Linked DNA regions of Homo sapiens: region 2 is linked to region 1. Evidence: chromatin loops called from intact Hi-C (ENCODE). Cell type or tissue: B cell. All regions are shown on one strand.

Region 1 (8,000 bases):
ATCAAAATAAATTTCCCACATTGCATACCAGTAAAAATAAGATTGCAGTGACTCTGAGCTGCCAGCTGCCACATGGCAGGCACTTAGTCCTTGGCCCCTAAGGCAATTCTAAAGATCCCTATAAGATGCTTTCTTATGTGTATTATTAAGACGACCAACTCATCCCAGCTTGTCCAGGACTTTCCTGGTTTTACCACTGAATGTTCTGGGGTCCAAGAACCTCTCAGTCCAAAGCAAACCAGGTTGCTCATCCTAAGTGTGTTTGGAAACATGTCTGACCTGCTCACGTGTTTTTGCTCAGGGCCCCTCCTCAAGCTGCCAAGCCACTGCCTCAGCCAAACACCCCAGGGAGCTCTGATAACCTCCAGCAACTCTCCCTGGCCAATCTCTGTTAGGCAACAGATGCCACCCTTCTAGCTTTGGGGAAGGAGACATAGCCCTCCTACACTGAGTTCCAGACATGCTTACCTACCCCCTACATCAACTTTCCAGAGCTCCACTGTATTAGTCTGTTCTCACATTGCTAATAAAGACATACCCAAGACTGGGTAATGTATAAAGAAAAAGAGATTTAATGGACTCACAGTTTCACATGGCTGGGGAGGCCTCACAATCATGGCAGAAGGTGATGGAGGAGCAAAGGCACATCTTATATGATGGCAGTCAAAAGTGTGTGTGCAGGGGAATTGCCCTTTATAAAACCATCAGATCTCATAAGACTTATTCACTACCATGAGAACAGCACAGGAAAATCCGCCCCCATGATTCAATTACTTCCCACCAGGTTCCTCCTACAACATGTGGGGATTATAGGAGCTACAATTCAAGATGAGATTTTGGTGGGGAGACAGCCAAACCATATCATTCCACCCCTGGCTCCTCCAAAATCTCATGTGCTCACATTTCAAAACCAACCATGCCTTCCCAATAGTCTTCCAAAGTCTTAACTCATGTCACCATTAACTCAAAAGTCCACAGTCCAAAGTCTCATCTAAGAAAAGGCAAATCCCTTCTGCCTACGAGCCTGTAAAATCAAAAGCAAGTTAGTTACTTCCTAGATACAATGGGGTACAGGCATTGGGTAAATACCCCCATTCCAAATGGGAGAAATTGACAAAAACAAAGGGGCTATAGGCCCCATGCAAGTCCAAAATCCAGTGGGGCAGCCAAATCTTAAATCTCGGAAATTATCTCCTTTGACTTCATGTCTCACATCCAGGTCACGCTGATGAAAGAGGTGGGCTCCCATGATCTTGGGCAGCTCTGTTCCTGTGGCTTTGCAGGGTACAGCCCCGCTCCTGGCTGCTTTTATGAGCTAGCATTGAGTGTCTATAGCTTTTCCAGGCTCACAGTGTAAGCTGTCAGTGGATCCGCCATTCTAGGGTCTGGAGGACAGTGGTCCTCTTCTCATAGCTCCACTAGGCAGTGCCCCAGTGGGGACTCTGGGTGGGGGCTCCAACCCCACATTTCCCTTCTGCACTGCCCTAGCAGAGGTTCTCCATCAGGGCTCTGCCCCTGTAGCACACCTCTGCCTGGACATCCAGGTGTTTCTATACATCCTCTGAAATCTAGGCAGAGGTTCCCAAACCTCAACTCTTGTCATTTGCACACCCACAGGACAAGCTCCACATGAAAGCTGCCAAGGCTTGGGGCTTGCACCCTTTGAAGCCATGGCCCGAGCTGTACCTTGGCCTCTTTCAGCCATGGCTGGAGCAGCTAGGACACAGAGCACCAAGACCCTTGACTGCACACAGCAGAAGGGCCCTGGGCCCAGCCCACAAAACCATTTTTTCTGATTAGGCCTCCAGGCCTGTGATGGGAGGGGCTGCCATGAAGTTCTCTGACATGCCCTGGATACATTTTCCCCTGTCTTAGCGAATAGCATTTGGCTCCTTGTTACTTCTGCAAATTTCTGTAGCTAGCTTGAATTTCTCCCTAGAAAATGGTTTTTTCTTTTCTACTGCATCATCAGGCTGCAAAATTTTCGAACTTTTATGCCCTGCCACCTCTTGAATGCTTTGTTGCTTAGAAATTTCTTCCACCAGATACCCCACGTTATCTCTCTGAAGTTCAAAGTTCCACAGATCTCTAGGGCAGGGGCAAAATGCCACCAGTCTCTTTGCATAGCAAGAACGACCTTTACTCCAGTTCCCAACAAGCTCCTCATCTCCATCTGAGACCACCTCAGCCCAGACTTTATTGTCCCTATCACTGTCAGCATTTTGGTCAAAGCCATTCAACAAGTCCCTAGGAAGTTCCAAACTTTCCCACATCTTCCTATCTTCTGAGCCCTCCAAGTCTCTAGGAAATTCCAAACATTCCCACATTTTTCTACCTTCTTCTGAGCCCCAACTGTTCCAACCTCTGCCCATTACCCAGTTCCAAAGTTGCTTCCACATTTTTGGGTATCTTTACAGCAGCTCCCCACTTTCTGCAGCACCAATTTATTGTATTAGTCTGTTCTCACACTGCTAATAAAATACCCAAGACTGGGTAATTTATAAAGAAAAGGAGGTTTAATGGACTCACAGTCCCACATGGCTGGGGAGGCCTCACAATCATGGCAGAAGTTGAATGAGGAGCAAAGTCACGTCTGACATGGCAGCAGGCAAGAGAGCATGTGCAGGGGAACTCCCCTTTGTAAAACCATCAGATCTTATGAGACTTATTCACTATCATGAGAACAGCACGAGAAAACTCACCCCCATGATTCAATTACCTCCCACCTAGTTCCTCTCACAACATGTGGGGATTATGGGAGCTATAATTCAAGATAGAGATTTGCATGGGGACACAGCCGAACCATATCACCACCAGACAATTAACAAAACTTCTTCAAAGGCTTATGGATAATGGAAGGAAAGCTCAGCCTCAAAGGTAATTTCAACTTTTGGCAAAGCAGCTACCTGAAACACACCTACCAGAGCCATTCTCAGTAGCAGGTCCAGCTCCACATGAGAGTCCAGCACATGTCTGCCACCAGAAAGTTTGGGCCCAGCTGTCAAATGGCTTTGAGAGAGAAAAGACTTCTCTGTCCCTCTAGTTTCAGGCTGGCTTCCCAGAGAGGTAGAAACTACTACTGCTGCCTGGCATTCATTCCCCCGCTTTCTTAGTAAAAAGCACCCTGATTTACTTAGGAGGGTAAAGTGCCCAGATAACAGGCTTCATTTCTCAATTCCTCAGCCAGCTGTGGAAGTGTTTGGGGGAATGTCAGAAAAGCTATTTAAAGGGAGAATCAGTGAGGAGGTCTCACTCCAATACACATACACTCACACATGCTATTAATTTTTCCTCTTTCATCTTTCTTCCTTCTAGGCTTCAATGTGGATATGATGGCTGGAGCTCCAGCAGCCATCCTGTGACCCTGAGAACAAGCCATTCATTGAGGCTAATGAAGCAGGAAGAAGGAATCCTGAGTCCTTGGGAAACAAGGATCTACCTGAATAGCTCCGAATGCCTACTTCTAGATGTCCTTTTAGAAAGAGAAGCACACCCTTGTGTATTTCAGCCACTGCTATTTAAGGTTTAACCTAATCATGATATAATTGGTTTTTCTTGGAATGATTCAGTGGTAATTTTTTCTTCCATAAGAAGCAATCCCAACCCCTACCACTAGGGGGTGGCCTTGCCCTGTAGGCCTCAACATGACAATTACATCACTGCATATCAGAGTCCAACATCAGTGCATTCTGTGTAATTCAGTCTCAAATAACAACGTGCATGTGACAGCAGTGGTCCAGTCTGAGCTAAGCTGTGCCAAACTCCATCCAGTTCCTTTAGCATGAGATTTGGATCTCATGCTTTTCTTCTCTTTTCTATATCCAATTCTTCAGCTTGGACCCAAAAAAGCAAGCCCCAGGACCAAAAAAGTATGCAGAGAAGCAGCTCTGACTCTAGCAAACACACAGTTTGTATTTCCAAACAGAACAATGAGCTTCTAGTCTGAACAACATCCCATTTGATGGTAACTTGATACTTTCCTCTTTTTGTTTTTCCAGCAAGAAGCAATGGGTAGGTACTTGCTTTACATTTGTGAAAAGATACCTGGCTGGTGGGTCTGATAAAGAGAGACTCTACCCTGGCAGGATTATTGATATCTCTACCTCCTACAAGATGGAAAATCACTTGCAGCATTTAAGTGACTGTTTTTCCAGTTTATGCTGATCAAAGTTTCAAAAATCTCTAGGCAGAGTTTTAGTCACTAATAATCTGAAGTGAAGGGAATAATTTATCTAATTATTGCTCAGGCTAAAAGCAAGCTGCTGTCTCAAAATGAAAGTACAGTGCTAGTTCTATAAATACCCACTCACAACTAACCAACAAAGGAGTTTGTGGTGTGAGAAGTGGAACTTTTGATAGTTTCAGATTGCATTGCTTTGGTGTCATCTGTGCTCTCCTTGTCTACCTCCATTTACATCGTGATGCTGTATAGTTAAGACTTGGGCAGAGGGAGGAAAGGGGTTCATGGGGAGCTAGTAATCCTGCATTTTTCCTCAATTTTCTTACTAGACTGCCATATTAGATAAGAACAAAAAATGTGCCTATTGAATAGTCTAACCAAAGAACTTAAGAAAGAATCACTTTTTTTCCTCCATTTCGGTAAAGACCGTGCCGAAAGTTTTCATATGTAATAAAACCAGTGATCACCAGTTAATCTCAACCTAAGAGAAAGAACCAAAATGAACCACTCACAAGAATAGAAACAGGCATCCCTTGGGAGTAGGGTTTAACAAATGAAAATACAGGACACTCTGTAATTTGATTTTTCTGCAATATTTGGGACGCGCTTATATGAAAAAATTATTTGATATTTATTCAAAATTCAAATTTAATGGTATGTCCAGGATTTTATCTGGCAACCCTACTTGGGGGTAAAGAATCTGTTCCTTCCTTGTGGGGGATGGGAAGAACAGTACAAAATGAGCAGATTCTGAAATATATCAAGGAAACTGTCACTGGAAAAGTCACTGATTAAAAACAAAACACCCACAAACCACTAGGCCCTGTGCACAGGTTCCTCCAAGAAGCTAAGTCTTCTTGTTTTTTATCTTTTGTATCTTCACAGAGTCTAGATGCCCTCCTGCTCTGGGTATATTGAGAGCTCAGTGAGGAGTGCTGACCAACTGGATAGTCAATGACCACTGAGGAGGAGGTGGCTATGCAAGCCCCAGATCTCTGGGATCATGTGTTCTGTACTTTCAGATGTGCATCTGCAAAGGCCTGGAGTGCCAAGTGTCCTCTCCTTAGAGAGGCAAGGCAACAGCAAGGCAATCAGTTGTTACCCCAATGTCCAGCCTCCCCTATTGTCTTTCAGAGGGCATTTTGTCCAAACTATGGGGTAAGAAAAGGGTTTGGTTTTACACTTTTAGCCAGAGTTTACCCTCCGGGAATACTCCTTCTACCACATCTGCCAGGGATCTATTTTCCAAAGGTACTGGTTGGTCACTCAGAATCCACTGGGTGCAGACACGCAAAGATGTGCAACTTCTCCTCTGTATCAAATAAGGATACAGGTGGGCAGTGCTCCATTTTTCTGCCTTTTCACTCTCCACACTAGGCTTTGTAGACATGGACACATGAAAGCACAGAACAGTAAGTCAATGTCAGAGGGAATTATAGGTAAGGACCCCCACCTTCATTCCAATTCTCTTCTGACATTGACCATGCCATTCCGTAAGGCTAGAGGTCTCACTTACTTTTAACTTTCTTGAGTTTTCACAGTATGGGTACCTGAAAACTTAGACTCCTCTCCTCAGTGAGTTCCTCTCCCTGGTTCTCTCCCACTCCTGACTTGGTTTACTTTGAGCCCCCTCCCCAATCACCTTAAGTATTGTCTAAATTTTTGTCCACCTCCCCACCCTTTTTTTTTCTTTTCTTTTTCTTTCTTTCTTTTTCTTTTCTTTTTTTTTTTTTTTTCAAGACAGGCTCTCACTCTGTTGCCCAGGCTGGAGTGGAGTGACACAATTATAGCTCACTGCAGCCTTGCTCTCCCAGGCTAAAGCAATGCTCCTGCCTCAGCCTCCCACATAGCTGGGACTACAGGTACTTGCCACCATGCTGAGCTAATTTTTTAATTTTTTCGTAGAGCCAAGGTCTCGCTATGCTGCCCAGGCTGAATTCGAACTCCTCATTCTCCTACCTTGGCCTCCCAAAGTGCTGGGATTACAGGCGAAAGCCACAGCACCTGGACTCCCCATTCTTACCTACATGGAGAAGTCTTATTCTTTGGATTCATCCTTCTTCCCCATGCAAGGCCTCAAGTTTGCTTTCAGTCTGAAATAGCGCTGCTGGGTGATCAGAAATGCCCATTGCCACCCAAATCTTTTTGTTTTGTTTTGTTTTTTAATACCATCACCATGGATAGATGTGGCTCCTTTGGGCCACAATTCCATTTAATTTCAAGCTGCAGGCATAGCAGCCCTTTTAGTCACGGACCTGCTAAATTAGGCACATGGACTGTCTCAGGGAGAGTGTGGTCTGAATTCACATTGAGAGACACCTGTTTTCTCCCTGGCAAGACAACTAAGCCCTCTGGTTCCACCTGGGGCAACCCATTAACAAATGCTCCCTAGAAAGACCAGGAAGAACTCATTTAACTCAAACTGGTTTAATTTAGGTTCAGAGTGTCTGCTTCTGTGGGAAAGGGAAAGGGAGTGAGGACTGATTGGCAGTTCTTCCCACACACAGCTCAACAGCAAATGTTCATGGAGTCCTTAATTCTCTTAAGAGTAGCCTCAGAGATGTTGACTCTCTCTAAATTATGATGTTGCTTTTACAGCTGGGTTATTATAAGATTAGTGTAAGTTTGGTCACTTACACTTCATCTTACTATTCCTTCCTCACCTTATTTTTTATGAGAGCTCATAGGATCCCATTCTCCCACCTTCTGTTTCTCTTTTTTCCTTCTATGGCTCCTCATCTCTAACCCCTGTGTTCCCCACATACCACCAGCTCCTCCCATGGATCTGGTTTTCTTGGACTTCCTGATCTTGGCACAGACTTTCCCTTCAGGCTAGAACAGCCTTCTCTCACCTTCCTGCATCTGACCTACTCACCCTTCCAGACTGAGTAAATGTTACTTCCCTATTTAGACCATGCAGACCCGGGTGGCAGGGCTTCTCACACTTCAGTATGCATGAGAATCACCTGGAGAGCTTTTTCAACTATAAATTCCCTCTTCCCATCTCTGTCCCCTTCACCAAATTGTGATTTAGTAGGTCTGGGATGGGGCCCAAGAATTTGCATTTAAACAGCCTCCAAGGTATTCTCAATAGTGCTGGTCTGCAGGCCACACTTTGGGTACCACTGCCCCAGACTGAATTAAATCTCCCAGCTCTATGATCCCGGAGCTCCCTGTATTACTCCATCAAAACATATTATTGTTAATATTCCTATAATGTCTTTCCTCCCTGATAGGCTGAAAACACAGTGAAAGCAGGCCGTGTCCATTTTATTTGCTGCTGAATCCTCATCAATTAACACAAGGCCTGTCACACAGGATGTGCTTAATAAATCCAGGATTTATAAAAAAGGAAGTAGAAGAAAGGGGAATCTTTCCATGCTGAGAATCTTCAACATGTGAGCACGTTGCTTGGAAGTCAGTTCCCAAAAAGGAATCCAGAATGTATTGATGGTGGCCTTTGGAAGAAGGGTCTAGACAACCCCAGTGGTAATTTGCAATGTCATTATTTGCATTATATCTGTTATCTTTCTGGGGTGGGGTTGGGGGAATCTATGAGGCAATATTTTCAGTTATATCTAATAAAATAGCTTTGCAAATATCTACTCAACCAGGATGATGAATATATCCGAGTAATTAGCCAGGAGAATTCACCCCCTTTCCATTCCAGGCACTCCTTGCAGGGAATTCATGGCTGTGGAATAATACATGGGCAGAGCGGAGGCTCTGGAGTTAGACCCAGAAGGCCAGCTATACCATTTCCCAGCTCTGGGGCTCTGGCCAAGGTAACTTAACTGTCCAAAGCCTCAGTTTCCACTCA
Region 2 (8,000 bases), 96 kb before region 1:
AAGGTCAAAAACAACTTCTAGGACTCTCCATTGGCCAGTGTGGTGTGCCCTTCACTGAAGAGCAAACACAAAATGAAAGATTGTGGGCAAAGAGTTGAGTCAGTGAGAAGGCAAGGAGAGAACCTTATAAAAAAATTGACTATGTGATTAAAAACTTAAAAATTTCCCCCAACGTGTTTATCTTTTCCATTAGCAGAAATAACTAAGAGTTGTCTTAATTCTAATGGGATTTATTCCATATTGTCTCTCATGCCCTCTACCTAGTTATTAGTGCAAATATTTATATGTGGCAACATAAAACTTTTTAACTCTTTATTCTCTTCTCTCGTGTACCCTCCCAGCTCTTTAGGGGAGGTGGATTTGAGGCAGATACCATAAAGAAAAGTTGGTCACATGGTGGTAACACGTTGAAGTTATGCCACATGAGACATCAGCACTGGCAAGAGAAATGTCTGTGTTGTAGATGTTTCACTTGGAAGAAATTGAAGGACCCTGAGCCTTAAAAGTCTGACAAACTTAAGCCAGGACCCCTGTGGGGAAGGTAGAGGGGCCAACAAACAAGATTGGGAGTCAGAGAGATAACAATGAAATCCCCAATGCCTGTGGGAGGTGGACTCCCTGGATTAGTACTAGACAGAAAAGGTACAAAAATATTTCAAACCATTCTCACAACTCTATATGTGTCTATGACCAGATAACTGGAAGACCTTCTGGTTATGGACTATGCGTATACACTCTCCCAGATAGTTAGAGGCATATCTAAGAGGTTAACATATATGATCTTATCCAAAATGGGTCTCTTGGTGCTAGTGTTTTACATCAGACTTCACTGGCTTTCATGTATTTCCACAAGTGCCAAACATTTCTCATATCCTTGCTGTATTCCATAGAGCAGTGTTCCTGCTACCTGGAACACTTGATTCTTGAATAACTCCTGTTTACCTTTCAGACAAACCCTAAAGGTTACCACCTCAAAGAAGTCTTTATAGAAGCCTCATCATCTTAGACACTCTGTATTGTTTCCTTCATCGTATTTACAACAGACAGATACTGTGCACTTACTGCCTCACTTAACGACAGGGATACGTTCTGAAAGGTGCATCATTAGGCGGTTTTGTTGTGTGAACATCACAGAGTGTTACTTACACAAACCTAAATGATACAGCCTACTAAACACCTAGGCTATATGAGCAATACAGCCTATTGCTCTTAGGCTTCAAACTTGTACGACATGTCACTGTACTGAATACTGTAGGCAACTATAACACAGTGGTAAGTATATTGTGTATCTAAACAAACATAGAAAAGGTAATGCACTGTACTATGATGTTACAACAGCTAGGATGTTGCTATCAATAGAAATTTTTCAGCTTCATTTTATTTTTATGGGACCACCTTTGTATATGTGGTTCATTGTTGGCCGAAACACCATTCTGTGGCACATGACTATGTATTTATTCCTCATTATTCCTTTAATATTCATCTCTTCCAGGAGGGCATGTCATGGACAATCTCTTTTTCTTACCACAGGTCTTAGGACCTGGCCTAGCACCTGGCCAAGAACTACTGGCATACCTCCTTTTATTGTGCTTCAATTTATTGTGCTTTGCAAATACTGAATTTTTTACAAGTTGAAGATTTGTGGCACCTCTGTAACCAGCAAGTCTATTGGTGCCATTTTTTCAACATCATGTGCCTGTTTCCTGTCTCGCTCATGTCACATTTTGGTAATTTTCACAATATTAAAAACTTTTTCATTATTATTATATGTGTTTTGTTGGTTAGTGTTCTTTGATTTTACTATTATAACTGTTTTAGGTAGCCACAAATTGCACTCATATCGGACAGTGAACTTAATCCATGAATGTTGTGTGTGTTCTGACTCCTCCATCGACCAGCTTTCCCCATTTCCTTCCCTCTCTTCAGGCCTCCCCATTCCTTGAAACAAAACAATATTGAAATTAGGCCAATTAATAACCCTACAATGGCCTCTAAGTGTTCAAGTGAAAGGAAGAACCACACATCTCTCTCAATCAAAAGCTAGGAATGATTAAGCTTATTGAGAAAGGCATGTAGAAAGCCAAGATAGGCTGAAAACTATGCCTCTCACTCAAGTTGTGAATGCAAAGGAAAAGTTCTTGAAGGAAATTAAAGGTGCTTCTCCAGTGAACACACAAATGATAAAGCAAAACAGCTCTATTGCTGAATGGAGAAAGTTTTTGTGGTCTGGATAGAACACCAAACCAGTTACAATAATGCCTTAATCCAAAGCCTAATCCAGAGGCCCTAACTCTTCAATGCTATGAATGCTGAGAAGTGAGGAAGCTGCTGAAAACAGTTGGAGAACTGCAGCGGAAGTTGGTTCATAAGATTTGAGGAAAGAAGCCATCTCTGTAACATAAAAGTGCAAGGTGAAGCACAAGTGCTGATAGAAGAAAGAAGCTGCAGCGAGTTATCCAGAAGATCTAGCTAAGATAACTGATTAACATGGCTACACTGAGCAACAGATTTTCAATGTAGATGAAACAGCCTTCTATTGGAAGATGCCATGTAGGACTTTGATAGCTAGAGAGGAGAAGTCAATGCCTGGCTTCAAAGCTTCAAAGCTTTGACTCCCTTGTTAGCTGGTGATTTTAAGTTGAAACCAATGCTCATTGACCATTCTGAAAATCCTAGGGTTGTTAAGAATTATGCTAAATCTACTTTGCCTGTGCTCTATAAATTGTACCACAAATCCTTGATGATAGCACATCTTTTTACATCATAGTTTATTGAATATTTTAAGCCCATCATTGAAACCTACTGTTCAGGAAAAAAAAATATTCCTTTCACAACATTACTGCTAATTGAAAATGCACCTGGTCACCCAAGACTGATGGAGACGTGCATCTGATGAGGATGTACAAGGAGATGAATGTTATTCTCATACCTGCTTACACAACATCCATTCTGTAGCCCATGGATCAAGGAGTCATTTTGAATCAAGTCTTATTAAGAAACACATTTCATAAGGCTATATGCCGTAGATAACGATTCCTTTGATGGATCTGGGCAAAATAAATTCAAAACCTTCTGGAAAGGATTCACCATGCTAGATGCCATTAAGAACATTCGTGGGTCATTGGAGGAGGTAAAAATATCATTAACTGGAATTTGAAAGAAGTTAATTCCAACCTGTGTGAATGACTTGGAGGGGTTCAAGACTTCGGTGGAGTAAGTAACTGTTGATGTGGTGGAAATAGCAAGAAAACTAAAAGTGGAGCCTGAACATGTGACTGAATTGTTGCAATCTTGTCATAAAACTTGAACAGCTGAGAAGTTGCTTCCTATGGATGAGCAAAGGAAGTGGTTTCTTGAGATGGAATCTACTCCTAGTGAAGATGCTGTAAACATTGTTGAAATGACAAAAAAAGGATTTTGAATATTACATCAACTTAGTTAATAAAGCAGTAACAGGGTTTGCGAGGATGTACTCCAATTTTGAAAGATGTTCTATTGATAGTAACATGCTATCAAATAGCATCAGATGCTACAGATAAATCTTTTATGAAAGAGTTAATTGATGTGGTAAGCTTATTGTTGTCTTCTTTCAATAAATTGACACAGCCATCCCAATCTTCATCAACTACCACCCTCATCAGTCAGCAGCCATCCACATGGAGGGAAGACCCTCCGCCATTAAAACGATTATGACTCACTGAAGGCTCAGATGATCATTAGCATTTTTTTTAGCAATAAAGTATTTTTAAGTTAAGGTAGGTACAGTGTTTTTTAGACATCGTGCTATAGCACAATTATTAAACCACAGGATAATGTAAACATAACTTTTGTATGCACTAGAAAACCAAAAAAAATTGTGACTCACTTTATTGTGATATTAGTTTTATTATGGTGGTCTGGAGGTCAAAAATCATGGACCTGTGTGTTCTCTCCTGGGAAGTCTTTGACATTGCCAGTCCCTGTCCACAAGAATTGTTAAATCTCCAGTTAATTTGCATTTTTCTAATGATCAGTGATATTGAGCTTTCTTTTCCAGATGTTTGTTGGCCACATGAATATCTTCTTTTGAGAAGTGTCTGTTCGTGTGCTTTGCCCACTTTTTTGATGGGGTTGTTTTTTCTTGTAAATTTAAGTTCCTTGTAGATTCTGGATGTTAGAGCTTTGTCAGATGGATGGAGTCTGAATGGCAGTTACTTAAAAAGTCAAGAAATAACAGATGCTGGCAAGGTTGCAGAAAAATAGGAACACTTTTACACTGTTGGTGGGAATGTAAATTAGTTCATCCATTGTGGAAAATGGTGTGGTGATTCCTCAAAGATCTAGAACCAGAAATACCATTTGACCTAGCAATCCCATTATTGGGTATGTACCCAAAGGAATATAAATCATTCTACTACAAAGATACATGCATGCATATGTTCATTGCAGCACTATTCACAATTGCAAAGACATGGAACCAACCCAAATGCCCATCAATAATAGACTGGATAAAGAAAATATGGTAGATATACACCATGGAATACAACGCAGCCATAAAAAGAATGAGATCATGTCCTTGGCAGGGGCATGGATGCAGCTAGAGGCCATTATTCTCAGCAAATTAACACAGGAGCGGAAAACCAAACACCGCATGTTCTCACTTATAGGTGGGAGCTGAACAATGAGAACACATGGACACAGGGAGGGGAACAAAATACACTGGGACCTGTATAGGGGGTGGGGTGGGAGGAAGGAGAGCATTACGAAAAATAGCTAATGCATGCTGGGCTTAATACCTAAGTGATGGGTTGATAGGTGCAGCAAACCACCATGGCACACGTTTATGTAACACCGCTGCACATCCTGCACATGTACCCCAGAACTTAAAATTTAAATTTAAAAAAGTCACTAGTTAAGCCTTAATGGGAACTTCGTAAGAAATGCGGGTTTACCATGCAGAAATCATTCTGACCACCAGGGGTCTCTTTCTACACACCACTGGGACTGAAAGCTCGCTAGAATTCCTTTGTGTCTTTATGGCTCTCGGCCTAGCTGCTCAGTGTGGTGGTGGCATTTCGTGGCCTGTCACCTGGGAGCTTGTCAGAAAAGCAGAATCTCAGGCCCCACCTGAGACCAGCTGAATCAGAAATCTGCATTTTAACCAGATCCCCAGGTGATCTGTATACATATTAAATACTGGGAGTGCTGTTGTACGGGACATTTCTAATCTGCAAAACTTGGAAAACAATGGAAAAAAAAAACCCTCCTATATAGCTTTTTTTTTCACATAGGACATTTCCACCACACTTATAGAAGGACTTAGAGGTTTAGAGTTTGATTGCCTTTATTATGAATATAAAATGTACATACAATACAATATACATTTATACATTTACAGTTTGCATTTCCTTTCATCTTTTTTGAGCAAATTCAATTCTGCATGTCCCAGTTTGCCGCTCCTTCCACTGATTTGCACTTACACTCATGACGTTCTCTTCACTTGGGTACTCTGTGTACTCGGTAAAAAAAAAAAAAAAAAAAAAAAAAAAAAATCCAGCCTGGGGGTAAAATAGCTGGCTTCACTGTCCTTTTCACAGAATCACTTTCCTTCCATTGTTTCCTTTCCTGTCCCTACATGCCTTCCCTTGCTTCATTCAAACTTCTGCATTAAAAATTCAGGAGAAAAGAGGGCTGTGATAATCAGCCCTCTCTTAAAAACTCTTACATGAGCGAATGACACATAAGTAGGCACTTGAACTTTGCTCTTTCACCTGGTTTAAGAACTACCTATGGGTGGGAAGGCTCTGAAAGTGTTATATACAAATGAAGCTCTGCTCACCAGATGGATGATCATGAAGGTCTGAATATCAGTAGCGTGGCAGTAAATAAATAAACAGGAATACATAAAAATAAATAAGAGTTTCACTAAAGGAAATTTAAACACCTATAACCCTGTGCTTTCTCAAAACTTCATTAGGTACATCTTCACAACACGTTGATAAATAGAAACTAGATTTTATGGCTAGTGTCTCTTCTCTTGGGCCATGCCTTCAAAATGCCAGTGAACATTTACTGATTAAGAGTCTGTCGTTTGCCTCAGAATGTAGCTATGCGAGAGGTCTTGTAGGAGTTCTCTCTGAGGCTGTCGAATATTGCTTTGGTTCCATTCTGCCAGTGTAGCACCAGATCCATCGGCGTCTTCCCAGCCTAATCAAATGAGATAAGGAAAGTTGACTTTCAGGTGGGTGACATCTGTAAATTCACATTCTCTGTGTGTGTTTCATGAGGTAAGGATTAGGTATATGTTATAACAGTGTTTTATGGTTTCCACCAGGAGTGATCTGCAGTTTATACTCAAACCAGTCCTTCACTGTTTCTCAGAGGGATGCTTTTGCCATTTTAGAGCAAAAATCTTTTTCACGTGGGACCATCCCAGGTATTGGTAAAATCCCTTGTCCCTAGACACTATGTGTCAAGAGCACCTCAAGTCATTTTGAAATTTATAAAATGTCTCCATACATCTTCCAGTATCCTGTGGAATGGACTCCCGGAGGTGGGAGCATGCCTCTTGGACCAAGAATCAGTGCCTATCCATTTGAATGATAGTTCTTTGATTGATAAGAAATGATGGTAAATGAGCTGCATCAATAACTTGGCTTAAGGACTTAGGTACTGCTTGGGTACTATTACTGTTCCTGGGAGCAGATTTTTCATAACTTGTCAGAATTTTCAATGGACTCTCCCAGGAAATGTATTTTTCTTGGAGTTGATGGCAATGACACATGTGAACAAATAATTTTTGAGACGAAATTTTGATTTCCCTTATGCACGTGTCTCAAGATTTAAAAATATTAAAACCATGTCATCTCTCAATTCTCATCTATAGATCTGAGAAGTCCAAAATTTTTCCATCTCTATTCATTGAGAAGTTTCTTTTTAACCCAGCGACTGCAAATTGGCAGCTTTGAGATGCAAACCAGAATAGAGACCTGTTTTGTTTTGACCCAAACAGAACTTAGATTTTTTTTAAGATTAGTATGAATTGGCAACAGTTGGAAACCAAGAGCTGGATTTGTGACTTCTATGAAAAAATCAGAAGAGTTAAAAACATGGTACCCATGGTTCCACAGAGCAACATAGACTGGGTTGGGGAAGGGCCACCTTTAAAAGAGTTATGTGCACAGACCCTGACAGCCACACATTGAAGTCACTTAGGCCATCTGCCCGGCACAGTGAGGTCAGTCTGCAGTCAGATTATGAGATCTGTAGGTATTTAAATTAGTGGCCCTATAACCTTCATTTTGGAACTTCCCCACCTCTGTAGTGTCTTTCTCTAGGAACAATCATCAGTAGACATGAATATACAGTTTTGGATAATGAGAAAATATTGTATGCTGCTCCCAATCTCCTTAAGATGGCATCAATAGGTTATTGATCTTTGGGGGAAACATCAATCCATTGGGTCAATGACATTAATAGTTCCATAAACCTGATGCTAATATCTAACTGATAATTCAGAACCCTAAGCCGTATTTGTATATTTTGGGCTACTCTTCCATAAATTCCTTGCACTTCTCTCCATTGAAATTTATATTGTGATTTTTCTGGCTACTTACACAGTCTCCCTAAACCTGTATGCTATTTGTCTCTGCTGGTAGTGTCTCACTGCCTGAAAAAAAATCTTCACATTTTCTGCAGCTTTCAAGATTTCATTTAACCTGCTCTTTTTCTGATAGTTTAAAAAAATATTAGATAGGATCAATTCCAATATCTAGACTGAGGAAGCCCTACTGTTAACACTTTCCCATCCCAAGCAATCTTCATTTATCACCATTCTTTGATCCTGTCACCAAGCCAGATTTGTTTTAAAAGATAAGATATTCCTCTCAGTCTTTGCAACACAAATAAGGGGAGAAAATTATTTGCATTTATATGATGACTGAGTTTCCCTCCCCCCCCCCCCACTCTTTTTTGTAAAGTGATTCTTCAAAAGCTTCTTTAAAATTATTTCTTCAGAAATT

Evidence for each region. Hi-C counts contacts between places; a loop is a spot of excess contacts. Peaks named below come from ENCODE experiments on the same cell type or tissue, not always from the same donor. Only the 100,000 strongest peaks of a DNase experiment are listed, where the experiment ranks them.
Region 2: it touches region 1 in a loop (4-fold over the local background); 20 of 110 quality-filtered maps call a loop at or near these places.

What each region holds. Positions count from the first base shown.
Region 1 is chr10:91,002,830-91,010,829 of GRCh38, forward strand. The region is part of intron 1 of LOC124902479 (a long non-coding RNA gene); the gene reads right to left. Among named protein-coding and RNA genes, the nearest start is that of LINC00502, 39 kb to the right of the region's middle. In B cell, CTCF peaks have their summits at 3,599 (motif pointing right) and 3,798; DNase peaks (open chromatin) are centred at 2,732, 3,642 and 4,332; H3K4me3 peaks cover 1,116 bases; H3K27ac peaks cover 1,922 bases.
Region 2 is chr10:90,906,791-90,914,790 of GRCh38, forward strand. ANKRD1 (ankyrin repeat domain 1) reads right to left here. Exons shown (of 9, transcript NM_014391.3): 9 at 5,306-6,186. The coding sequence ends at 6,076. It also overlaps a transcript of RPP30 not described here. Among named protein-coding and RNA genes, the nearest start is that of ANKRD1, 10 kb to the right of the region's middle. In B cell, CTCF peaks have their summits at 4,973 (motif pointing right) and 5,179; a DNase peak (open chromatin) is centred at 4,971.